3 separate regions of the Homo sapiens genome follow, and all the other regions are linked to region 1. A link is a loop called in an ENCODE intact Hi-C map of the cell type or tissue named here. Cell type or tissue: IMR-90. All regions are shown on one strand. Each heading gives the region's core, and the rest is flanking DNA. Links, peaks and the distances in the headings are about the cores only.

Evidence for each region. Peaks named below come from ENCODE experiments on the same cell type or tissue, not always from the same donor. Only the 100,000 strongest peaks of a DNase experiment are listed, where the experiment ranks them.
Region 2: a loop joins it to region 1, with 3 times the contacts of the local background. A loop is called at or near these places in 5 of 110 quality-filtered maps.
Region 3: it touches region 1 in a loop (3-fold over the local background); 17 of 110 quality-filtered maps call a loop at or near these places.

Annotation. Positions count from the first base shown.
Region 1 is chr16:17,201,242-17,209,241 of GRCh38, forward strand. All of the region lies in intron 3 of XYLT1 (xylosyltransferase 1), which reads right to left. Among named protein-coding and RNA genes, the nearest start is that of XYLT1, 270 kb to the right of the region's middle. In IMR-90, for the core only: no CTCF peak of the experiment used is centred there; a DNase peak (open chromatin) is centred at 4,500.
Region 2 is chr16:17,260,355-17,268,354 of GRCh38, forward strand. All of the region lies in intron 2 of XYLT1 (xylosyltransferase 1), which reads right to left. Among named protein-coding and RNA genes, the nearest start is that of XYLT1, 210 kb to the right of the region's middle. RefSeq lists an enhancer at 5,964-6,835. In IMR-90, for the core only: no CTCF peak of the experiment used is centred there; no DNase peak of the experiment used is centred there.
Region 3 is chr16:17,573,520-17,585,033 of GRCh38, forward strand. No RefSeq gene overlaps it. Among named protein-coding and RNA genes, the nearest start is that of XYLT1, 110 kb to the left of the region's middle. RefSeq lists an enhancer at 5,342-5,843. In IMR-90, for the core only: a CTCF peak has its summit at 5,944 (motif pointing left); a DNase peak (open chromatin) is centred at 5,912.

The DNA of each region.
Region 1 (8,000 bases), core at 1-8,000:
ACCTTTTGTGGCATCATCCTCCTCTCCTCTATTCTTAGTCCATATGGGTGGGGAAGACCTAACTTCATCATCAATTTCAGGGGTGGACCTACAGCTTAGGCCTGGCCAATGGGAATGCTGATTCTCCATAGCCACAGTATTGTTTAGAGATGAACATATGACTCAACCAAGTTAATTAACCAATAAGACAGAATGCTAGACTTTTGTTAGAACTACTACATAAGAGAGGTTATCTTTTTTTTTTTTTTTTTGAGACGGAGTCTTACTCTGTTGCCCAGGCTGCAGTGCAGTGGTGCGATCTTGGCTCATTGCAACCTCCACCTCTCAGGTTCAAGTGATTTTCCTGCCTGAGCCTCCTGAGTAGCTGAGATTACAGGCACGCAACACCATGCCTAGCTAATTTTTGTGTTTTTAGTAGAGATGGGGTTTCATCATGTTGGCCAGGCTGGTCTCGGAACTCCTGACCTCAGGTGATCTGCCTACCTTGGCCTCCCAAAGTGCTGGGATTACAGACGTGAGCCACTGTGCCCGGTGAGAGGTTCTTTTTCTGTTACACAGGAGACTAGAAGATTCTATGAGCCTTTCTGTTCCCACACGGAGAGAGGTTGCCTGAGAAGAAAACTAATGTGGAGTACATTGCCAAGGGGGGATGAGGGTCCAGGTGCTTGTGGCCTGCCTTGAGCTCCTGCATCAGTAAGGCTACAGATCACCCACTGTCATCTATCATGTTCTTTTAAATCCAAATCCTATACCACATCCACTTGGATAAATAGTCCCAGACATATTTTATTCCGAAAATCAGCCTCAAAGACTCCTCTCTTTCTTTCTCTTGCTTCAGATAAAAACACAGCTTCCTAGTTTAGTTTATTACAATCCCAACTAGAAATCTCCTAGCTTTCCTCAGCCTGATTTCACTTGGGTCCAACCCAATTTCTTAAGAGTTCTGGGTTTATGGGACCCAGGACATTGTCAGGGTAGTAGCTGCAAGTGTCCCAGCATCTAAACCGGGAGAACTGAGATGGAGACTGTGGGGCTGGGGGATTAGGACATCGGGAGTCTAAGCTGTCATCAGAAGGCTGAATGGTTGCTGAATGAACGAGGCTCTTTCTACGTAGTTCCAGGAGACAAGACAAGATTGACGTAGATAATATCCAAATCACACTACACAGCCTCTATGGCTGGTGTGATCTAACTACTCAGATCTCTCTGCCCTCGATTGGTGGGTCTCACATTCCATCTTGTCCTCTGGCCTTCTTTCTCTTCCTCAAACAAGCTCATTTCTGCCTTAGGACCTTCTCCCTGGCTTCTTGTGATCTGGAACGCCCTCTCCCCAGATCTCTGCGTGGCTGCATCTTCTTGTCATTAGTTCACAGTCCAAAAAGGGGACTCACCACCACCTCTTTTACTCTCTTTCACCTCACCCGCACCTCTTTTACTCTCTTTCACCTCACCGGATTTCAACTTTCTTCATAGCATGTAACACTGTCTGCAATTGTTTATCTGTTTACTTGCTTATTATCTGAACACACCACTAGAACATTAGCTCCAAGAGATGAGGGGCTATTTTGGCCTTGTTTACCACAGAATCTGCAACACTTGAACAGTATCTGACACACATCTGGTTCTCGGTGAAACAAAAGTTACAGGAAGGCACATTTGGGATCAGTAAAATAACAATACCTTTTATTGAGCATTGACCAGCCCTTGACGTTCATTAGATAATTTAATCCTCGTAATGATCCTACAAAGTAATGCTATTATCCCCGCTTTCCAAATGAGGAAACCACAGCTTAGAAGAGGCCAAGGGATTGGCTCAAGGTCACACTGCTTTAATTAGTTAAGCTGAGATTCAAACACAGGTCTGATTCCAAAGATCATGCCCTGAACCACTAATACACACCATATGATCATACCTAGAGTTTGGAAGGAAAAGTTTATAACAATTGCTTTTAGTTGCTTGTTGCTAACCAAATACTTTGTAAGTTAGTTATTGCAGGCAGGTAGGCATGCATTTAAGGACTAACATAGGTATTCCAGTATTTCTGTATTAGATGAGATGCTGATTCTAGGTGATTAATAAGGCTGTATCTTTTCATCCATCCATCTATTCCTCCACCCATCCACCCATTAATTTATTCATCGATCGAAATCCAACCACTCATCCATTCATCCATCCACCATTCCACCCATTTATCCATTTATTTGTCCATCCAAATCCAACCACTAATCTGTCCATCCATCTACCCACCCATTCATCCATCCCTCCACCCATCCACCCATTCATCCATTTATTCATCCATCTAAATCCAACCACTTATCTGTCCATCCATCCACCCACTCATCCATCCCTCCACCCATCCACCCATTCGTTCATGCATTTATTCATCCATCCAAGTCCAACCATTCATCCATTGCTCCACCCATTCATCCATACATCCATTTATTCATCCATCCAAATCTAACTACTCATCTGTCCACTCATCCATATCTAACCATTCATCCATCCAAGCATACAGCAAACCCTCCAACTATGCATCCAGCAAAGCCTCCAAGAGCTTATCATCCCAAACACCATCCATCCACTTAAGGTGTATGGGGCCTTTGAGATTAACCCTTGCTTTTCCCTGTAGCCATGAACATCTTTTGCCATAGTTTTTGAATGAGCAAATTAATGAATGTGTTCTGAAGAAGAGTGGCTGCTCTGATCCAGAGGAGCTGGTGTTTCTTAAGTGCCTCCTATGCATCCATTGTTATTTGACCCTGGGAAGAATGCGTTATCATCCTCTGAGGCTCAGAGAGGTCAGCACATTTCCCAGGTCACACAGTGAGTGAGGACAGAGGTGGGAGGGGAAGCTGAGTGTTGCCGAGTCCAAAGCCAGCCCTGATATTTCCACTTGCTCTCTGCAGAAGTGGAGATTTGCGATATAGAGGATAGGTGTAAGGACTCTATGCTGGTCTTTAAAAAGGGCTTGGATGTTGATGCTGAGGTCTTTTACAACTTCTCTTTAGAGTTTTAAAAGGCAGAACAGATTTACAGACAGACACAGACATGGATGCTTTTCTTTTGGAGAAAGGGCAGAGTCCTGTGAAATCAAAGACAAATCACTCCAGCAAGAGAGCTCCCTTGGCTTAAATATAAAGTCATCTTTGGGTCAGACAGTTAGTCTGGGGAGCTGCAAAGAGAATGGGGAACAAAAAACCCAGAGCTCTTCTGAGTACAGCTATTCTGGGGAAGGGGTGGGTGGGAAGGAACAAAAATATCTAAAGAAAGGAGACATGCAGAGAAGGAGAAATAGAGATGCGGATGGGGATGGGGGGCAGAGGGGGAAGACAGCGAGTCAGGAGAAAGATCAACCATTTACTGAGTGCCTACTATGTGTTAAGCAATTTCTGTGCATGATTTTATTCATTTCTATCAAAACTGCTATGAAAACAGAGCTATTATCTTTCTATTGTAGGCACAAGGAAGCTGAGGCTTGGAGAGGTCCCAGTTATAAAGTAGCTGAGCTGAGAATGGAGTGAGTCTGTGATCCCAGAGCCCTGTCATGGTCACCATGCTCAATCAAACTGTCCTCATTTCAAAAAGAGGAAAATCCGTCCCTAGAGGAAATGTGTCAGCTTTCAGCTGCAGGACAGATATAACAATGACATGTGGTCAGAGCTATGTGGGTCTTTATGAACACGGAACTCTTTGAAAGACCAAAACCCAAACAGTGCCCAGCTCCAAAAAAAAAAAAAAAAAAAAAAAAGAATTTAACAATGTAATCAGATTCCCATGGCACAAAACAGAAAATAAGTGGAAAAATCAGAGTGATTAGAGGCAGCAGGAGAAGCTGACTTCAGATGAATGTTAACAAGCCAGGTTTATCGAGAGAGAATATCAAGTATATTTTTGCAGTGCAGGTGTGAAGGCTGAGGATGATGGGGGGTCCCGGAGAGCTCCCCCAGTAGATAGCTGTGCTGTGTTAGTTCTGTTACTCAAATTCCCTATTTCTTAGCAGCATTGTGGGTCAAACGAGGACTATGTAATCCTTGGGCTCCAAAGACATAGCAGAGATGAAGGTGCTTTGCAAGGGTCAACATGCTGTTCCACTGTTGTGGTGCTGGCAAAGATCATGTTAGCAGTGTCCTGCAATAATGATTTGGGAGGAGAAAGCAAGGTGCAGGGGTTTAGAACATGACCTGTGGTCAGGCAGATGTGAATGACCTTGGACCTTTTATGCAATCTCTCCAAGCCTTAGTATTCTGATCTGTAAAATGGGTATGTATAATCACAGAATCCACCCCACATGGACATTCACATCCAGAAGAGAGAGCACAGTGCCTGGCATCTAGCAAATCCTCAATAAATTATACTGTCATAGCCATCATTTCTATGTGGCTGCTCATCCACGATGATCAGGATTTAACCAACAGGCCCAGCTCCAGAGTTCTACCTCAAAGCTGCACTGACTCCCAGGGCTGTGTGTACTCTAGAGCCTGCTGCTTGTAAATAAACATCTACAACCGGAATTTCCCTCTGCAGCGTATGCCCAGACCACAATTAATAACAAATGTGAAGGAGCTGCTTGACTGGAATAGTTACTCTACCAACAAAGCCCTCGATTCTATTTATACTCTGAAAGGGCTGCTTCCGGCTGCTGCAAGGGGCACTTTCTGACTTACTTCCAACTAAGAGGGTTAGTTGGGTCTTGGGAACACAGAGACATGGAAACAAGGTTGTATGCAAATGAGGCTTGGGTTAGGAAGCTCCCAGCTGGAGCCCAGCTTCTATGCTGCCTGGGAAGGTGTGACTGGGATTCAGAGCTGGGGTGTAGAATGCAACCTTGCACTGTGTGGATTTAGGAAAGACACCGCCCCTCTCTGATTGTCAGTTCTTCATTTACAAAGTGGGAAGAGAGGTCCATCTCTGACCCCGCTGGGTTCCAGGGTGATTCATGATCACAGATGAGGAAAAGTTTCACAGCGGCAGCAGGCGCGTTGCAGAGGAGCGGGATTCGTCTTACTGGGGGAGAAAACCTGCACGCTCAAGGTTCTTTGTTAGATCTGGGTGGGAGATGCCTTTATCCTAGTGGGAAATTTTAAAAGAGGTTTTCTGGTGATTAAACTTGGGAGCTGTCTGGTGCCCAGAAAGAATCCCCTGCTCTCGATGGGTTTAGAAAAGGCGGTGCTGTGTGGCGACAAGCATACTGGATAAAGAGCAACGAGGTGGATTCAAATTCCTGCTTCTGCTGTGAACCAGCCACGGGGGCCTGGGCAAGTCAATTTCTTTCCTTGGTCCTGTAGAATCTCAAAGACTAGTAACGCTATCAGATGCATGTCAAATACTTATCATGCTTGCGTCAAATACTTCTCATGGTGGCTTGCGTCTGTAATTCCAGCTACCCTGGAGGCTGAGGCAGAAGGACTGCTTGAGTCCAGGAGTTCGAGGCTGCAGTGAGCTACGATGGTGTCACTGCACTCTGGCCTGGGTGACAGAGTGAGACCCTGTCTCTAAAAATAAATAAATCAGAAATAAACAAACACTCATTATGGCCTAAGCACCAGTCAAATGTGATCTCATTATTTAATTGTCCCAAGGTCTCAGGAGGCAGGTGCCATGTTAGCAGTTGGTGCGAGAATGGAAACCACCACTTGGGTGTGCCAGACTCCAAAACCCCTATTTTGGAAAAACCCAAATGAGGGAGATGAAATTTCTGGATATTTCTGGAAATTTCTGAATCATCTGGAATTCTAACCCGATCCAGGAGTTAGCATTGCCACATAGAGAACTGTACTCCCTTGAGAGTCAGGTTGGTTTTCTTTTCTTTCTTTTTTTTTTTTTTTTTTTTTTGAGACAGAGTTTCACTCTTGTCACCTAGGCTGGAGTGCAATGGTGCAATCTTGGCTCACTGCAACATCTGCCTCCCAGGTTCAAGCAATTCTTCTGCCTCAGCCTCCTGAGTAGCTGGGATTATAGGCACCTGCCACCACGCCTGGCTAAATTTTTTGTATTTTTGATAGAGACAGGGTTTCACCGTGTTGGCTGGGTTGGTCTCGAACTCCTGACCTTAGGTGATCTAACTGTCTCAGCCTCCCATAGTGCTGGGATTACAGGCGTGAGCCACAGCGCCTAGCCCAGGTTGGTTCTCTTGATACCTGTCAGTTCGTTCCCTATGAGCCAAGGTCATGCTCTTATCTCTTGTAGGATGCCAGCCTTGCCCCTGGACCTGGTACAGAGCTAAGTTTGGGGGAGAGGCCTCAATGAATGATTTCTGACTGACAGATTTAGCCAGACAGCTTCATCCACATACAGGGTCCCGGTGGTGGGGATGAGGGGGCAAAGTTGAAGACTCAGGCCTGAGAGGTTGCCCATGGCTGTCTCCTCTCATCCAGCAAACTGGATGGAGGCTAGGCACCCCCACTTTTCCTTGAGGCTTTTGGGTGGTCTGTGGACCCTTGCTCAGCAGCACCAAGCCCTGCTGGGAGGAATCAGTCAACGGCCCAGACTGCTCTGCACCGCAGCTGCTGCTCATGCGGGGCCACCAGGTCCCCTCCCACCCAGCTTAATGAGAAGAGAGGGGTGGAGGGGATGTGAACTGGGGGTCATGGGGTCCACAGAGGGGAGCTGAAAGAACATAGGTCCAAGGATGAAGGTGGCCAAGCCAGCACCTGTCAGGTCTCAGGAGAAATGACCCTTCCTTGGGAAGCCCTCCCTGACTCTCTTCCCCATCCCTTCATTTAAAAAATATTTTTAATGACTTTTTTTTCTTTTTCTTTTTCAGAGATTGAGTCTTGCTTTGTAACCCAGGCTGGAGTGCAGTGGCATGATCATAGGTCACTGCCACCTCAAATTTCTGGGCTCAAGGGATCCTCACACCTCAGCCTCCCAAGTAGCTGGGACTATAGGTGACCACCACCATGTGGGCTAATTTTGAAATGTTTGGTAGAGACAGTGCCTTGCTATGCTGTCCAGGCTGGTCTCAAACTCCTGGGCTCAAGCAATCCTCCCTTAGCCTCCCAAAGTGCTGGTGTTATAGGTGTGAGCTACTGTGCCTGGCCCCCATCCCTTCTTTGAGTTCCCTGTCACAGCCCCTCTGAACATCCTGCACTTCTCTTTAAAAAAAAAAAAAAGTTGTAGTCCAAGATAATACATGCTGAGTATCCCTTATGTGAAATGCCTGGAACCAGAAGTGTTTCCAATTTTGAATTTTTTCAGATTTTGAAGTATCTGTGTATATGTAATGAGATATTTTGGGGAAGGGACCCAAGCCTAAACACAAAATCCATTTCTGTTTCATATACACTTTATACACATAGCCTGAAAGTAATTTTATACAATATTTTAAATAATTGTGTGCATTAATCAAAGTTGCATTAAGCATTTATGTATAGAATTTTCCGCTTGTAGCATTATGTGCCCAAAATGTTCTGGATTTCGGAGTACTTCAGATTTTGGATTTTTGAATTAAGGATGCTCTACATGGATAACATATAATTTACTATTTTAGCCTTTTTTGGTTCGAGATGGAATCTCACTGTCACCCAGGCTGGAGTGCTGTGGCACAATCTCGGCTCACTGCAACCTCCACCTCCCGGGTTCAAGCGATTCTCCTGCCTCAGCCTCCTGAGGAGCTGAGACTACAGGTGCCCACCACCACGCCCGGCTAATTTTTTTGTATTTTTAGTAGAGATGGGGTTTTGCCATGTCGGCCAGGCTGGTCTCAAACTCTTGACTGCAGGTGATCAGCCCACCTTGGCCTCCCAAAGTGCTGGGATTACAGGCATGAGACACATCTGGCCTATTTTAAGCATTTTTAAGTTTACAGTTTAGTATAATAAATATACTTACACTGTTGTGCAACTATTATCACCATCCATCTCCAGAACTCTTTTCATCTTGCAAAACTGAAACTTTCTATCCATTGAACAATAACTTCCCACTCTCCCCTCCTTCAGCTCCTGGAAAGCTTCATTCTACTTTCTGCCTCTATGAATTTGATAAGGAACCTCATGTAAGT
Region 2 (8,000 bases), core at 1-8,000, 59 kb after region 1:
GCTTCTGCTTAAAGCTCATTCCCAAGGCCTTAATCTGAAAGCATATCCAATGTCCTACAACACGGCCCCTGACCTCTGAAGCCACAGAGAAGAGTAATGGCTCCATATAGCTGCCCTTGTTGCTATGGAAACACAGGGGCAATGGGCGGCATCCCTGCTAGTCCTCCTTTTAAGGAGGGCTGAAATATGCCTCTTACCAGTTCCCAAGGAAAAAGGTGTCGGGGCCTGAACAGCGGATCTGCAGGGGTACCCAAGAGCAGCTGACCCTCAGCAAGGCTCCCACCCCAGCAGGTCAGCAAACAACTGCCTGTGTTTTTTATAAATAAAGTTTTATTGAAACACAGCCATACCTGTCCATTTGTGTATTGTCCATGGCTGCTTTCCTGATACAATAGCAGAGTGAATAGTTGCAATAGAAACTTTCTGGTCTGAAAAGCTTAAAATATTTCTATCCAGCCCTTTAAGAAAATGTATGCAGACCCCTGCTCTGCTGGAGTGTGAGTTAAAAGGCCTCCTCCTCTGGGACTGGGTTAGTTGCTTCTGTCCTCACCATCCATATACGACTTAGTGATGGCCTGGAGAAGAAGGTGCCCCTAGGACTGGGCGTGGTGGCTCACACCTGTAATCCCAGTACTTTGGGAGGCCGAGGCAGGTGAATCACTTGAGGTGAGGAGTTTGAGACCAGCCTGGTCAACATGGCAAAACCCCATCTCTACCAATAACACACACACACAAAAAATAGCTAGGGGTGGTGGTGCACACCTGTAGTCTCAGCTAACTCAGAAATCTGAGGCAGGAGAATTGCTTGAACCTGGGAGGCGGAGGTTGCAGTGAGCTGAGATTGCACCAATGTATTCCAGCCTGGGGGGAGAGTGAAACTGGCTCTCAAAAAAAAAAAAAAAAAAAAAAGATGCTCCTCTAGCCTCTGCTCCATTGCTCCTAGCAGTAAGCACGAATTTCTCCTATTTGTTGGAGGCTCTGACACTAAGACACCTTGTGGCCATTCTGTAAGCTGAGTACTGCTATGACTTTCATTTTGCAGATGGGAAACTAAGCACCCATGAACAAGTGACTTGCCCAGGGTCACCCAGCTAGTTGGCGGTGAAGCTGGAATTCAAACCAGGCAGATCACAGACCCCACACTCTGGGCTACCAGGGACATGATCCACTTCCAAGAAATTGTATGATCCTTATTACACCCATCACCCAAAACCCTTAAGTACTGCAAGCTGACACTGAACCACAAGATCTGGCCCCTCCCACCCAGCTAAATGAATCTGCTAGAGGTGTGTGACCTCCAAATTGCAATCTTCAGGCTGGCTAGTGGCCTATTGTGTTGCAGGAAGTCATATAGAGACAGTAAGCAGCAGCCACGAAGCACGTGGAGTCTGAGGCTGCAGGAGCTGGGAGGTAACAAGGTAGGAAGAAGGAAAAAGAACCAAGAAAAAAACAGCTGACCAGTCCATATTGGGTCACAGGGCGGCTACTGGTTGTACACAGGAACTGCTTTTATATCCTGACCTATAAATGAGGGCCTTCTGCTTCTGGTCTTTCTTATTCTCCACAGATACCTACAAAAAAAATCCCCTTCAGTTGGTACCTAGAGTACATCTTTATTCTTGTAACCTAAACAAAACCTGCTGATGTTCCTCTTTTCCCTTTTTTTCTATCCAGAGGCCCTTGAAGAGTCCCAAGCAGCCTCTCAGGCGCATTTTCTGAGCTCTTACCATGAGCCAGGCACCACAGTAAGTTATTCACAGGTATTACTTATAGGGTACTGACAATTGGATGTATTTATCTTGCCATTTTATAGAACGAGGAGCCAACGCTTGTTGTGATACATTCTTCACTATGGATCACGTGCTAGGTGCCATGCTAAGCCCTTGGATGCAGTACCTCACTTAACTCCTGGAAATAATTTCCAACGTAGGCACTACTGTTCGCCCACCTTACAGAAAAGGGTGGAAAATAAGGTTGGGGATGTCGAGTAATTTGCACAAATTCATGTTGGGGAGGCAGCGAACTTGCATCTGCCTGATTCTAAAATCTGCTATTGTATCACGCCTCTTGTGTTTTGCTGAGAAGTAAATCAAGAAGCATTCAGTTCCCCTGCAGTGGAATAATGGGTATCACCATCTTTGCTCATATTAGCGTCTGTCGGGATGGAGCTGATGGGGCAGGGGTGGCATTCAATAAAGCTATGAAAAATCATTTCTGTTCCATTCCTTCTAGGGATGTGTTAGGATTGTATGTCCCTATCCCTTGTATATTAGGCACAGACAGGAAACATGCTATGGCCAAGAGCAGTGACTGGAACCCATAAGGTGTCATTCCCTGGATACCACAATATCCAGCCACACTCCTGCTGGTGGAGGTCATGCATCCCTGAGTGAGGCCCATGTGGAGTAGAGACTCTACCAACCCTCAGTGTGCAGAAATTGACCCCTGCTGCTTTGAGTCACTGAGATTTGGGGGATCTGTGTTACTGTAGCATGGTCTAACTCATCCCGATTAATCCAGGAGCTAACCTGATCTCCTTTCTTCCTTTGAGCTGAGTCAGGTACAGGAGCCAATTTTTTTCTCCCTCCAACAGACAGAAACATCTATTGACGACTCCCATGCTCCAAGAACATAAATTTAAATTCTGTCCCTAAGCCCATTTTCTAGAAGTTTCTAGAAATGTCTAAAGGGCAGGGAGTAAGCCAGAAGAGCTACTGCCCTGATGGACATCTTCGTTTTCTCTCTTCAGACATATCCTAAGTGTCATTCTGGGGCCCTTCTCTTTCCTTGTTATCAGCAAGTTTCCCCGCCACACAACAGAAAACCTCCACAAACCCCCATTTCAAAAGCTCCTGTTCTCCATCACTTTCTGGCTGAACTTTGCCAAGCAAAACCAGACAGAAAACACTGCGATCATCTCCCTCCACCCCCCACGGCCAATGAAGCTAATCTGACAATCAGAGAATGGCCAATTCCTCTGGCTAATGTGTAATATCAGGAAGAGGCACCACCATTGATTCTGATGGGACTCATGATTAATACCCGCTCTCTACTCAAGACAGGCCACCACAATGGCGATGATTAGCTTGTGGTGGCCCTGTGAACTTCTGCCTGGCCCCAGATGCTACTCAGCTGCCATGGGAACCCAAAAGATTTGAGTATAAGAGGGAAGGAAAATATTTTGTCTTCTGGAACAAAAGGGCTCACAGATACTAGATCGCTTCCAGAAAAGTCAGAGAGAGGCGCAGTCAGCGAGAATTGGAGGCCTGAGAATTTCTGTCCCTCAGAGTCACTGTCATTTTCTATAGTGACTGCGGCGTTCTCTCTGGCTTCCCCCCTTCAATTCATTTTTTTCTTTTCTTTTCTTTTTTGAGATGGAGTTTCACTCTTGTCACCTAGGCTGGAGTGCAACGGCGCCATCTTGGCTCACTGTAACCTCCGCCTCCCAGGTTCAAGTGATTCTCCTGCCTCAGCCTCCTGAGTAGCTGGGATTACAGGTGTGTGCTACCACGCCCGGCTAATTTTTGTATTTTTAGTAGAGACGGGTTTTCACCATGTTGGCCAGGCTGGTCTCGAACTCCTGACCTCAGGTGATCCACCCACATCAACCTCCAAAAGTGCTGGGACTACTATGATAATAACACTTAACATGAGATCTACCCTCTGAACCAATTTTTAAGTGTGTATTATTGTTGACTATGCAGCTATAGTCAACACTATAGTACTATATGCAACATACAGCAAATTGTTGTATATTGTTGCATGTACTACTATATTGTTGGCTATAGTACTGCACAGCAGGTCTCTATGGCTTCTTCATTGTGCATGCATGATTGAGATGTTATGCCTGTCCATCAGCAACTCCCCATGCTCCTCCCCAATCCCCCAACTCCTGGCAACTACTACTTCACTCTCTGGTTCTAGGATTCGGACTATTTTCGATAGCTGATAGAAGCAGAATAAACACGTGTACTATCTGTCCTTCTGTGACTGGTTTCTTTCAGTTAGCATAATGTCCTCAGAGTTCATCCATGTTGCTGTATGTTGCAGGATTTTCTTCTTTTTGAAGCTAACATCCATTGTGTGTATATGCCACATTTTCTTTATCCAGCCATCCAAGGATGGACATGACATATCACTTCATGTTCCCCCTAACTCTTCATCTGACTGCCAAGGGGCAAACAGATTTTGGCTTTTCTGTCCTTTCTGTGGAGACTCAAGATCCAGAAAGCCAAACCCAGGATCCCTTCCCTTCACAAAACCAATCTTGGGAGGTCTCCAGGCAGACCCATAAAAAATAACCATCATATGCCCAGCACCCAAGTGGCCCATGCTCTGTGTCCTTTGAATCTTCTTGAAAACTCACCAAAACAGACAGTATTAGTACTCCTTAAGAGGAGGAAACTAACATAGAGAGAGGTTAAATAACTTGACCGAGGCTACACTGCTAGTAATGAAGTGATTCAAACTCTCTGTGTCTCAGTTTCCTCATTTAAAACATTGGGATGATAACACCTTGGTATCCATGGGGATGATAATAATATCCATCTCAGGCCGGGCACAGTGGCTCACACCTGTAATCCCAGCACTTTGGGAGGCTGAGGCGGTCGGATCATGAAGTCCGGAGATCGAGACCATCCTGGCTAACACTGTGAAACCCCGTCTCTACTAAAAATACAAAAAATTAGCTGGGCGTGGTGGCACGCACCTGTAGTCCCAGCTACTCAGGAGGCTGAGGCAGGAGAATCGCTTGAACCCAGGAGATGGAGGTTGCAGTGAGCCAAGATCGTGCCCTGCACTGCAGCCTGGGTGACAGAGTGAGACTCTGTCTCAAAACAAACAAACAACACCTCACCTCTTGGGTAATTCAGTGAGGAAGAGTGTATGTAAAACTACTAGAATATGCCCACCACACAAAGCTGGAAGAAGAATGAGCAGTAAACCAGACTGGGGAACTCTACCAATTAACACTCTCTCTCCCCTGACAGTCTCTGCCTAGAGGACAGATGGGTTATTATTTCGCAATTGTGATCAACTGGCATCATCTTCTCTACTCTTCATCAATCCAACTCTCTCACCTTGAGTTATTTATGCTAATGCAACCCTTTGACTTACTTTATTTTAATGTACTTATTACAATGATTGCACATTCAAATGTTTGTGTGCAAGCTCCAAAACTCTAATTGCTCTGCTGTTGCCTTACCTCTAAGCTGCTGCTAGAATCCATTTTTATTCTGGAGAAATAATTAAATGCAATAATGTCCTCCATTCCCATTCAACCTTGGGCATGTTTAGAGTCAATTTCAATCAGGTAGAAATATGCTAAACATAATATGGCTCCGAGAAGCAGGTTACCTGACCCACGCTGCTGCTGCAAAGACACGTGGGTCTGTTTCCATTTTTCCCAGGTTCTCTTGGTTCAGGATGAATCAATACTTAGTCTACTGAATCCTGGCCCCTTGCTCCCATTTCTGAGGGGTGGGGGTGGGTTGCCGTGATTTTTAAACTATCCACCTTTGCTCTTATTGTTTATGTAGGAGAAGACCTGGGTACTAGTATTGCATTAGCTGATGTCCAATTTTCTTATCTGTAAAATGATGTGTCCCGAATGTGTGTTACTAACCATTCTGAGTTAGTTATTAATCAATATATTCAATGAACAAAATTCTGCCACTTCAGCTCATTAAAACAATTCGATGGACCTTAAGAGACCAGGAACTGAGGACAAAATGGAAGCTTCAAAGCGCATCCCGTCTGCAGCCCTATCCCTCTATTATCGTCTATAGCAGCACACTGAGATTCAGAGGTCTGGACTCAGGAAGAAGTGAGTTTGATTCCTCCCTTCTCCATTTGCTGGGGTTCTTCAAGCTGGGACAGAACATTTCGCCTCTCTTTGCCTCAGTTTCCTCATCCATCCCAGAGAGCCGAAGATGGCACCTACTTCCCAGGGACTGAATCGATCAAGCATAGAAGATAGTGCCTGACACGTCCAAAGTGCTTAAGAAACACGTATGTCTTAGGTTCCGTTCCAAGCCTGTTGCATGTACTAACTCATTTAATCTCCATGATGAGCTGATAAAGAAGACGCTATATTTTCTACCCATTTTTCAGATTGGAACATTAAGGTTCAGGGAGGTTAAATGACTAAGTCCACACACCTAGGAAACAGAGGAGCCAGGATTTGAACCCAGGCTGTCTAGGTCTGGAGGTCATGCCTTTCAATACCCCACTGCCTCTCCGCAGCTATTAGGAATAGGGACAGGGCCAAAGGGAAACCCCAGCCAGGTGCACTGCTCACACATGAGGGCGCCTGGCCCACCCGCTCATCGTGATCAGTTTACGGCTTCCTTTTGTGCCATGTGCACGCACAGCCGGCTGGGTAGTTATTTGGTGTTGAACTCAGTGTCCGAGGCTTCGTTCCAATCACCAAGGCTACCAAGGCCACTGGGAGGGACAAACAGGGAGAGGCCTGCACCTGCTTCCAAAAGGACCTCCGTGCCAGGGTAGGCGAACGGTGGAAGCACAGTGTGTGTGGCTGTACCAATTAGAACATGCAATTACCCAGGCTGCCAATGCAAATAGACCTAACAGAGGCCCCTCGTCCAGCTCATCTGCATGCACAAAAGGTGGCTGGCCAGCACTTAGAAACCCGTGGACCACGCTGGACGCAGGCAGGCCCTGCTTTAACAGAACCCTAAGTAAAAAGCCCTTTGCAATGTAGCATCATGTTAATGGGATGCAAAACAGCACAGGGTGAGGCAGGAAGGAGTGAGACTGATAGGGCTGGGTTGGAATCCAGTCTCTGCTCCTTAACTCTGAGACGGAGGGCAAGAGGTTTAACCTCTCAGAGCCTCATTTTTCTCATCTACAAAAGAAGGGGGTAAGAAGACCTACTTTGCAAATGTAAGGTGGGGATTAACTAATATGTCATGCACATATAATTCTATTTAACAAAACAACATTGGGTGAGAGGCTTGATACATGTTAAGCACTCAAGTGGCAGCAGGATGATATTTTAAGCTAGCGCCTTGTCACTTGATGAGCAAGTCTGAGTCTTTTGTTTGTTTGTTTGAGACGGAGTCTCGCTCTGTCGCCCAGGCTGGAGTGCAGTGGTGCGATCACGCTCATCGCAAGCTCCGCCTCCCGGGTTCACGCCATTCTCCTGCCTCAGCCTCCCGAGTAGCTGGGACTACAGGCGCCCGCCACCAAGCCCGGCTAATATTTTTTGTATTTTTTAGTAGAGACGGGGTTTCACCATGTTAGCCAGGATGGTCTCAATCTCCTGACCTCATGATCCGCCCGCCTCAGCCTCCCAAAGTGCTGGGATTACAGGCGTGAGCCACCACGCCCGGCCAAGACTGAGACTTTTTGGAAAGGCAGAGTGTTGAGGCACAGTGGGTTGAAATCTGGACCCTGGCCTTTGCTCACTGTGTGGCCCAGGGCACAGTGCCTAACTTTGTCTGCCTCAGTTTCCTTCTCTGTAAAATGGGGACAATAATGAGTACCCAATCTAATGAGGCTGTTATGAGAATTAAGAGTCAATGAATTTAAAACACTTAATACCTAGAACTTAATAAATATTAGGTATAATTTATTAAAATAGAATTAATGATTGCAATGGTGACTTAAAGTGGTTCTTAAAGTGTGGTCTGGGAACTGTTGGGGGTCCCTGAGGCCTTCTCAGGGGATCTTTAATGACAAACTATTTTCACGATAATATAAAGACATTATTTTCCTTTCTCGCTTACTCTCTCATGAGTGTACAGTGGAGTTTTCCAGAAACTCCACTGCACGTCATACTGCATCAGAAATCAGAAGCAAATGTGAGAATCTAGCTATCTTCTATTAAGCCAGGTGTTACAGAGATTTGCAAAAAATGTAAAACAGTGCCTCCCTTCTTCCTAAATTTGTTTTCGTTGGGGAAAAATATGCATACTTTTCATAAATATATTTTATATACACAAGTAATAGGTTATTATGACTGTTTTTAAGTGAATTAA
Region 3 (11,514 bases), core at 1,576-9,575, 370 kb after region 1:
ATAAATATATTTGCACTCTGAGATCAAGGAGCAAAGAAAATTATCATGGTATTAGGGTGATAAAGAAGATATTATTGGCGAGGACAACCTTACTTTCCCCTCAAATCTAACCCTCCAGGTTTGGTTAGTCCAAACCCATAACTGCTCTTGGATCATCTCAAACCAGATTTCTTTCAAGTAATGCCAAACTGAATTAATTCTGGGTTTCTAGATGTTTGTTATACACCATGACAAAACCCACTTCCGATGCAAGAAGTATTTTTCTTCAAATAGCAGTTGAGCATGGCAAGCAAGTTGTGGCTGGAATCAGCCTGCTCCATACTGTGGGGCTTTATTAACAAACAGCCTTTCTTTAATTGACATTTCTTTCAAGGCAATTTGCAGAATAAAGATAAAAATTCTCTGTGCCAAATTATAACTCCTCCTGGAGGGAGACACAGTGGTCCCACTTATTCTTTCTTTTGTAGGGACTCCAGCAGACGTGAGCCTGTAATTGTGAAAGATGGCAAGAAATTTCTGCATCCTGGCAAGGGAGAGGATGGCCGGAATGAGAAGCCACAGTGGGATGAATTTGGAGGATAATCCAAGCAGTGTCAGTGAGAAGAGGGAGGCTCCAGCCTTGTTGCAGGTCAACTGCCAGGTGAGCCAAAAACTCAAAAACCAAACCAAACCAAAACAAAGCTACAAAGCAAAAAATGCTCTCTCTCTTTGCCTATAGAATGAATACTTAGAAGAGAGAGGAGAAGGAGAATTAAAAGGAAAGGGATGGAAGGAAGAAGAGTTATTGGATCTAAGGGACTGAAATATATCAACGAATTGTGCAAAATCCATTCTAGGTGTTCAATGTCAGTTACTCATCTGTTGCATGTGGTTTCAATTTCCTTTTAAATCCATATGTATTTGAAATGAAGCCAGACCAGGGTAGGATGAAGGGGAGCCTGCATCTCACTGCTTCCCTCAAAACAAAGTTTTGGATGTTTTTGGTCATTCCCTCTGGGTTCTCAGTGCCTGGTGGATTCCATCGACAATGGATGTTAAATCCATCCTCTGGGGAAAGGAAGTGCTTGCAGATATTGAACGTGGACCTCAGAGTCTCTAATGTGATGAGAGATTGCAACCAACTGGCTTCTGCCTTTTAAGAGGCCCTGAATCCAGGCCGTCTGGAAATTAAATAGGGAGCCCAGCTCACTGCTACAGCTTGTCAGTGTGATTGCCACCCACGATTGGCTCTGAGCATCTCTTCTAAAACATGCCAGCAACTGTGTCTTTATTTTGTTGATGCAAGTCCAGATGCTGGTTTGAAGGAGGTAAGCTTTGTTTCTGAGCCCCTATAGCGCACTCTTCACAGCATTCAGAAAGAGAACCAATGCCTTGGGTGTGATCTCCATGACCCTGCATGACCCAACCCCTTCATCACCTTTCTGACCTCACCTCCCCAACGTTCCCTCCATTCCAACCCCTCTGGCCTCCTCATAATCCCTTGAACATAGCAGACAGTCTCCCACCTCAGGGTCTCTGAACTTACTGTTTCCTCTGCTTGAAATTCTCCTCCTGCAGATACATGCACATCCTCAGATCTCACCTCGAAAATTACCTTCCCTGGCAGCCCTACATTTTTAAACTGCCCATGGCTTCCTAGCTCCCTGGTCTACTTTACTTTCTTCCCGCCTAAGCATTTATTCCTACTGAATGCAGTATATAAGTTACTGGTTTATCTTGTGCCTTATCTGTCTGTCTCTAATTACAATGAATGCTCCATGAAGGCAGAGCTTTGGTCTATTCCATTCTGTACTCAATCCCCAGTGCCTAGGACAGAGCCTGGGATATGGCAGGCCCATCACAAACATGTGTTAAATGAACTGATAAAGTAATAAACAGAAATGTGCATTTGGCAATTTGAAAAGCTGAAAGTGTGGCATAGTCTAAGTTGGGCAATCTATGGAGAATTGGGGCTAAAGTTAACTCGGTTTCATTTCCATAAGGACCCCCTACCCCACCCTGTACCTGTTATAATAGGCCCACACTCGTTTACAAGGAAGCCGGTGCCAGGAGCTCCCTGGGGATGGGATGCCTGTCTCCTGTTAGGTGGCAGCTTGACCAAAGCCACAGATGGTGCCCCAGGGCCATTTGCATCAACCTGGCATTCAAGGCCCTGCCCAGCCTGACATGGATCAGCCTTTATAGCTATGTTTCCAATAGTCTTCCATTTTGTATTCATTCACCCAACAACATGTGTCCAGTTTTATCTTAAATCATTCCAATTTGCATTCAACCCCATTAGATAGTCTTGCTTGGGAGAATAGTAAAAGAACATTTTTGTTTTTGCAACTCTTTTAGCTCAACTTTGTGGTCAGGAAGTTCCACAGATTCACGGGTTCAGCTTTCCCTCTCCAGGGCTTTCTCTACATCAAGGGCCCTTGAGTCAACTAAGAATGACTGAGTTTTCTTTGATGGCATTTGTTCAACATCACGCAAAGCATAATCCTGGAGTCCAGTAGAAGAAGTAGTATCTAGCCTGTCATTTAACCCACAATGCATAATTGGTATATCCACCATATAAACACATTAACACATACCCAAATATAACACACAGATATGCAAAAGCAAACACATACAATGTAAGAAATAAACATGTAAACACACACACAACTGTAGACACATATGAGTCAAACACCTGTAAACAAAATTTCTTGATCTAAATTCAGTGAAGCTTTCCATGTTGTTTAGACTGTCCTGGAAGATAACACTGAAAGGCACCAACAGCTTCTGCTTAAGGGATGAGATGTGGATTCTTTACCCTAATAGGTAGTTCTTTTCCTTTTTCTTTCCTTAGAATTGGCTGTTTTGACCAATCAAACTCTTGGCTTGGTTTTGTGTTGAAATGATCATAGCTCAACCTTAGACCAGGCTGTTCTGATATGCCCTTACTTTATCAAATTGTTAGCTAAGGATTATTATAGAGATTCTTTTAAGGAGAAGTGTTTGCATTGGGCATGTGCTGCGGGTATGCTGGGAAATAAGTATATTCTGGGCTCTGCTTTGAGAAGCAAAAGGTGATCATAGGTGGGGAAAAATCAAAGGAGGAACATTCTATAATCCTTTTTATTTTTTTGATCCTTGAACTCCTTGAAACTGGGATAAATGTTCTAAGGGCAGTTCCCCTGATAGTACAAAATTACCATAACTGATCTCACAAAGGAAGATAAATAAGAAAACACATTTGTTTCAAGGGAGCCAGGGAGAAGGTATCTTTTTACCTTCTTTCTCTCTCTAGCCTGTTGTATTCTCCCCCTGTTCTAGCTGTTTCTTGCTGGAAACAATCTCAAAAAGGCTTTCTCTATCCAGTATGGAATGATTTATCTTAGTCTTGGAATTCTGGGATAAAATGTGCATATATGCATACATGTGTACACACACACATACGCACATACACACATGGGACCTAAAGTTTCAGGAAAGGTTTTTATTTTATTTTTTAAATGAAAAGCAATGTGACACTACTTTCAAACTGGTTTATAAGAGGCACATCAATCCAGTTGTGAACTGAGAACTTTTTAAGGGAAGGAGAAATTGTTCCCGTTAAGCCCTAAAACAGTATTCTTTCCCATTGATCATCTAAACCAATTTGCTTTATATTGAATAGCTGTATTAGGAAAAAAAAGTCAGCTGTTGATACCCTCCAATGTCAGCTAGATGGATTTTTTTCCCTCAACATAAGGTGCAGTTGTAGTTTTCCTCAATCTCATAATTAAAAAAAGGTGATAAGCTATTTGTTCTGAATCAATTCACTTAGATTTTAAGGAGCATAATGGAACGTCTGTTGTTCCTGAAATAAACAGCACAATCTCGAGTACTCAGACAGCTTGCCTAAGGTGGTAGGAATACTATGTTTTTGTCCTACCAAGGTTCTTTACCCGGGGCTCCCTGACCCAGAAGACCTGTGCATAAAATTCAGGGCTGTGTGACTTGGATGGGGAAAATGTGCATATCAGTTTTAACTAATTTCCACCTCAAATGCAGCGTTTCAGTTAATTATGAATATAAGCAAAATTGACAGCAATATTAATGACTTTGCACCTATGGTAACCACAGATAGTTTATGTTAGATTACAGACTTCTTTTGTAAAATCGGATATAGTCTATTTCACATGCATTTAGAAACATCATTTTAAGAAGGGGGTCCTTGGGCTTCCTCAGACTGCAAAAGTCACCATGACCCTGTAAGTGTTAAGACCCCTTCTCCAGGAGACCTGGGTCATTAGTAAAGGTCATGATCCAGCACAGGCTGTGAAGGTGCATGGCATCCCATCACCAGGAAACTCTTTTTTTGTCGGGGGCCTTGAACCTTCTCACTCATCCAGCAAAATGCTCACTCTAATGCCCCAGGGTGGAATCTGTCATTACTGTATGTATTTAAGCTTCTTCAGATTAGCGGCAGAGGTGAAGGAGAAAGAGGAAAAAGAGATCACATACCACTCCTCCATCTCTTCACATATTTTAATTTAAATATGGAATCATACTCTATGTCAGTATTTTGTAAACTTTTCTTTTCTGTTTTTGAAACAGGGTCTTGCTCTGTTGCCCAAGCTGGAGTGCAGTGGTGCAATCATAGCTCACAGCAACCTCTCTCTCCCAGGTTCAAGGGGTCCTCTTACCTCAGCCTCCCAAGTAGCTGGGACAACAGACGTGTGCCATCACATCCAGCTAATATTTGTATGATTATGATTATGATTTCTTTATAGAGATGGGGACTCATCAGGCTGGTCTCAAACTCCTGGGCTCAAGTGATCCTCCCACCTAGGCCTCCCAAAGTGTTGGGATTAGAGGAGTGAGCCACCACGCCCAGCCTGAAATCTTTTTCTTCCTAATTTTTTAATTTTTTGAGACAGAGTCTCCCTCTGTTGCCCAGGCTGGAGTGCAGTGGTGTGATCTTGACTCACTGCAACCTCCACCTCCTGGGTTCAAGCCATTCTCCTGCCTCAGCCTCCCGAATAGCTGGGATTACAGTTACGCACCACTATGCCTGGCTAATTTTTATATTTTTACTAGAGACAGGGTTTCACCATGTTGGCCAGGATGGTCTCAAACTCCTGACTTCAAGTGATCTGCCCACCTCAGCCTCCCAAAGTGTTGGGATTATAGGTGTGAGCCACTGTGCCCAGCCTGTAATCTTTTTCTTCTTAATATTTTGATAGCACACCTTGATGGAGCTCTTTCTGTGTCCCAAGCAACATTCTAAGCGCTTGGCCTGTGTTATCTCATTTCCTTCTCACAACCACTCTTGGCAGGGGGTACTCTTCTGACCTCTCATAAATGTTGGCTAAATGAATAATAGCTGTCTCTTATTGAAGACTTACCATGTGCCAGGAGCTATTCTCAGAGTTCTGTACATGGTCTCATCTATTCTTCCCCAAAGCCCACAGCTAGGTTTTATTATTTTTACATTTTATAGATAAGGGAACTGAGGCACAGAGAGATTAAGCACCTTGCCCAAGATCACACAGCTGGTAGGTCACCAGTAGAAACCTCTGGATATCAGTGGAGACAGTCTGACTGCAGAGAGGTGTTGTTAACCAGCAGGCAGTCCCACCCTCTATGATGAACTTTTGTCATGGTGATTGTTTGAGCATGCTTTAGTTTGTAAGGTTGCCACATCATTCCTGGAATAGGAGATAGCTTTTTCTTTCGCATAGATGGATACTGAAATCACTCTATATCAGTATTTTGAAAAATTTTGGTGACTCTACCCTCACCATAGCATCATTTCTTGAGAAAAAGAAGAGAAATAAACGAAGCAGCAGCACGAGCAGTTTCTCTTCCTACTGGTCTGTAATCTGGCCACGACTTTAGGCTGTGGCTGAAATTCCTGACCTTAAATTCCAGCAGCCTCTGATTGAGGGCACCCACTCAGTCAAGCTCCCTTCTTGGAAACAGTCAAACGCCATCTAGTGACTGAATGCAGAATCGCATACTCCTTTCAGCCAGGAAGGGAGACCATGGAGGGGGAGCCAGGCTGGGTCAGGAAGAGGAAACCCTCTCTGGGCTGGTAAAGTTGAAAGCAAGGAAATCACTGAGCCCCGAGGAACTGCACCAGCATCTGGATAAAAACCCTTCAGTCTTCACTGTGAACACATCTGGTTAGTTGATGAAACTGTTTTCACAGTACATCTGGCTGGATAGATACAACCACACAGCCACCACCACAGGCTCGTATTAACTGAGCAGTTTCTTCCCAGCAAAACTAACTGCCTGGAAAAAAAACGCATGAACAAAACATATTTGTAATTTGTCAAATCTAAATAATACCAATAGCTCAGCGATTTGCTCTTTTGATCAAGACTGTTTTATGCTAGGAAGTGTGCTAAGTGTTTTACATACAGTGTCTCGTCTGCTCTTTTTTTCTTAACAGCTCTGAGAGCTAGAGATTAAATTATTCCTGTGATCAAACTGGAGCTCAGGAAAGCTAAGACATTGTCCAGGTTCCCACAGATGGTGTGTGACAGAGCTGGGAGCTGAATGCAGATCTTGCTGACTCCAAAGCTCAGACTCCAAAGCTCTGACTCCAAAGCGCACGCACCACACACACACACACACACACACACACACATTTAAAGATGCAGAATCTCATTATTTAGCTAAGCTACCCTCCGTGCAGCAAATATATCATCACAGTGAAAGTCTAGTGATAGTACTATAAAGACAAATTATATGTAGGCAGGAAAGAGAAGGCTAATATCCATTATTATCGTTACAGTGGATTTTTGGAGGATTTGACTTTTATCAAAAATATTGTTTTAAATCAACAAATACCAGGAAATTGAATCCAACAGCATATTAAAAGGATGATATGTCATAACCAAGTGGGATTTATTCTAGGAATGCAAGGGTGGTTCAACATAAGAAAATCAATCAATCTAATATGTCACATTAATAAAATAAACAAAAAATATATAATCATCTCAATTGATATAAAAAAGGGCATTTGAAGAAATACAACACCCTTTCAGGATAAAAATACTCAGAAAAGATAGAATAGAAGGGAACTTCCTCAACATGATAAAGGACATTTATTTTAAAAAACCCACAGCTGACATTGCACCTAAAGGTGAAAGACTAAAAGCTTTCCCCCTAAGATCAGGAACAAGACAAGAATGCCTCCTTTCACCAATGGTATTCAACACTGCACTGGAAATTCTATCCAGCGTAATTAAACAAGAAAAAGAAATAAAAGGCATCTAAATTGGAAAGTAAGAAGTAGAACTATCTCTGTTCACAGACGGCATGATCCTATATATAGAAAATCCCAAAGAATCTATAAAAAAGCCATTAGAGCTAATGAACAATTCAGCAAAGTTGCAAGTTACAAGATAAACATACAAAACCCAGTTATGTTTCTACACACCTGTAATGAACAATCCAAAAAGGAAATTAAGGGAGCAATCTCATTTACAACAGCATCTAAAAGAATAAAATGCCTGGCAACAAATTTATCCAAGGAAGTAAAGGACTTGTACACTGAAAACTCAAAACATTGCAGAAATAAATTAAAGAAGACTTAAATAAATGGAAGAACATCCAGTGTTCATGGATTGGAAGATGCAATATTGTTAAACTGTCAATACACTGAAAGTAATCTACAGATTGAATGCAATGCCTATTAAAATTGCAATGGCCTCTTTTTTTCTGTGGAAATGGAAAAGCTAGTCCTCAAATCCACATGGGATTACAAGAGACCCTGAGTAACTAAAACAATCTTAAAAAAAGACGAAAAAAGTTGAAGAACTCACACTTTCCTGTTTCAAAACTTACTACAAATCTGTAGTAATCAAAACAGCATGATACTGACATAAGGATAAACATATAGAAAAGTGGAATAAAAATGAGAGTCCAGATATATACATATATTTCTATTATTTATATATATCTCATATATATGTATCTCCTATATATATATCTCCTATATATATATCTCCTATATATATCTCCTATATATATATCTCCTATATATCTCTCCTATATATATCTCCTATATATATATCTCTCCTATATATATCTCCTATATATATATCTCCTATATATATATCTCCTATATATATCTCCTATATATATATCTCCTATATATATCTCCTATATATATATCTCCTATATATATATCTCCTATATGTATATCTCCTATATATATGTCTCCTATATATATATATATATATATCTCCAATTGATTTTTGGCAAGTGTGCTAAGTTTGTTCAGTCATTCAGTGGAGGAAAAAATAGTCTCAGTTGGTGAGGGAACAACTGAATTTCCACATGCACAAAAATGAATTTGGATCCCTACCTCACACCATATGAAGAATGAACTCAAAATAGATCAGTGACCTAGATTCAAAAGCTAAAATCATAAAACTCTTGGAAGAAAACAGAGGTAAATCTTTATGATTTTGGATTTGGCAATGGATTCTTAGACATGATACCAAAAGCACTAGCAAAAAAAAAGGAAAAATAAAGATAAATGTGTATATGTGTGCATGCATGTGTTTGTGGGTGTGTTTGCTTAGTCCAGAATTAGGGTAGTAGTAACAATGAGGACAATAACTTCTTAGAGCACCTTCATTCAGGAGTTGAATCACAGTTCAGTTATCAGACAATGCCAGGAAGAGCTATACATTTCTTTTGGTATATTGACATCTTAATATTATTAAGTCTTCCAGCCCATGAATACAGGATGTTTTTCCATTTATTTAGGATACTGAAACAGGAAAGAAGAACAGAGCTATTCGTGATCATACAGCTAACAAATGGAAAAATGACAATTGGAAATCAGGTTTTTAAACTCAAAGTTCATTTCTCTCTCCCAAGGAGTGCTAGGACAATTACTCATTTGTAATTTGTGACAATTCAGGCAAGGGCTGATCTCTAGTTTCCCCTGCTCTTGGGAAAATTTTCTCAAAGATGCTGTGAACACAGTGGGGAAAAGGTTGCAAAGAGAATGCTTAAACTGCTTATAACCAAATTGCTTTTAAGCAGCACTTTAGTAGAATCCATTTATATAATAAGAATGAATATGCTAACTGTGAGCCATTTTTGTGTATCCTTGAGGGATCTCTACAGGACAAGCCTCATTTGAATTATTCTCTTCCTTTAGTAAACATCCAGTACCTGGGATTTACTGATTTTTGGCACTGAGTCTGAATTGCTGAGATTTATTTTTTTTGTAAAGATGAAATTATTAAAGTAGAATGAGGATGGAACTATCATTTACTGAACACCTAGTAGGTGTTAGGATGCATCCTTACCATCCTTGAGTCCTCTAAGCTCCAGGAAAAGAAGCCTTTGTACCAGGCAAAGAAGCCTTTGTTCTCAGCTCATACCTAACATAAAGGAGGATTCACCTCTTCAGAAGATTACCCTCCACTGAAGACACACAAATTCCCCAATGTAATAATAAGAAATGGATATTGTACTGCAATCTTATGGTACTGAAGGGAGGTTTTACATCACACACCACGCAACATAAACATCTCCTTTAAAACTTCTTGTTTTTAATCCTCAAATCTTTTCTTTTTGCCAGTGGCTTCATTATTCACTCTCCTCTTACCCAAAAGAGCATCACAAAGAAATGTTTCCTATTGGCCTGAGCAATTCAATGGTGGTGCCCCTAGATTGTAAACAACCCTCAGGAGAGGAAAAAGTCCGGTTGTTAATTAAACAGATGATCAAAATTGTTTTTGTAGGGTGTGTATGCATGTGCATGTGCCTGTATGTGTGTGCTGGGTGGTTCTCATTTCATCTGGGTTCACTTTTGTTACCTTCTTTGCTCTTTAAAACAACCCCAAGAGATCATTTAGTCCCATTTTGTAGAAGAAAAGATTGCTGCACAGAATGATTTGGTACCACGTCTAAGGTTGCACAGTTTGTCAGTAGGGGAAGCCACAGTGCCATACAGACCTGATTCTAGTATTCATGATGCCAGAAACTGGTCCCAGAAATGAAAGGCTGTGGCTTTCTCGATTTTCATAGCAGTGGGTAAATTCTTCTTTCTACCACAATGGACCTTCTTCAACGGGCCCTGAGTAAGTGGTGGCCAACTATGTATTAGGGTATTCAAGAAATGTATAGTCTAAAGCAGGACTTAGCAAACTACAACTAGTGTGCCAGACCCAGCATGCCACAGGTAAATAAAGTTTCACTGGCTCACATTAGGCCCATAACTTTAGATAGTGTCTCTGGCTGCTCTTGCACTATAAGGGCAGTGTTGAGTAGCTGCAACAGTGATCCAATGGCCTCAAAGCCTACAGTGTTTTACTATCTAGACCTTAGTGAAAGAAGGATGCCAATCCTTGGTCTAGAGAGTCAACTGACAGATAAGTTGGAAATTGAAAATCAGAGCTTAAGTAGGTGGTAGGGGAGCACAGGAACCATGTAATTGCCAACAGGTAGACTTTGTTTAAAAACCACTCACAGTAATCAGCATCCTTCCATCTCCCAATTCTCCATATTGTTATTAGGACCTTGAAAATAACCAATTAATAAATCACTATATATTAATTACTTGCTGTATGCCATGCTCTGTCATATGTGCTGTGGATAGAGCTATGAGCAAAACAAAATAAAAAATGAGTGTGGAATATAGGAGGAACAGAAAGAAGGCTATTAATTGCTTAATTGATGTTACTGAGAGCCTGGAGCTCAATACCAGATGAGACTGCGAGGGAGGGAGGCAGGGGCCAGGATGTGGAAGACTGTGGGATTTTATTCCAGGTAAAACGGTAAGCCACTGAGAAATTCTAGGCAAAGTGGAGGTTGTCATTATCATATTTAATATGATCACTCTAACTGCTCTATGAAGATTGAATAATTGGAAGGTGAGGATGGGAGCATGGAGAATAAGGAGGAGGTTACTGCAGTTATTTAGGCAAGACGTGGAAGTAGCTTGACTAGCCTGATAACAGCAGAGACAGAGAGAACTGTTTAGATTTAGAATATGTTTAGGGTTAGAGCTAAGAGGACTCATGGATCATGAGGATGCATCTTAAAAAAGAAGCTCAAAGCTTGCTTCCAAAAGAACCAAGGAGAACGTCGCAAATTGTAAGATTTATTATGATTCTCACCTGCCCACACAGGCAGGGCTGAGGCAGCTTGCAGTGCCCACCCAGGTCCTCTGGTGTAGAGGCAGCCATTTTTGCTCTGGACAGACTTGTCCTGGGGCCTGTGCACCACCGCTGCAGAAACGGGCAGATGCAGCCTCAAAATAAATGAATCTCCTTGTGCCAGGTAGCTGGCCTCCTCATAAAAGGATGGATTGGACTGGTTAGAGAGATCTCGACACTTGTGTTGCAGATCCATTAACGTCAGCCACACGTTAATTCTGAGCAATTTCCAGGTGATCCAATAATTCATTAAACTGACAAAAACAAATCTTTGGAAAACCAAGCTGGTGACAGATAGAAAGCCAATGATTTATTGTCTGGAGAGGAATAAGTGTCTTCCTTTCCATTCTTCAGTCTGTTGAGTGGATCG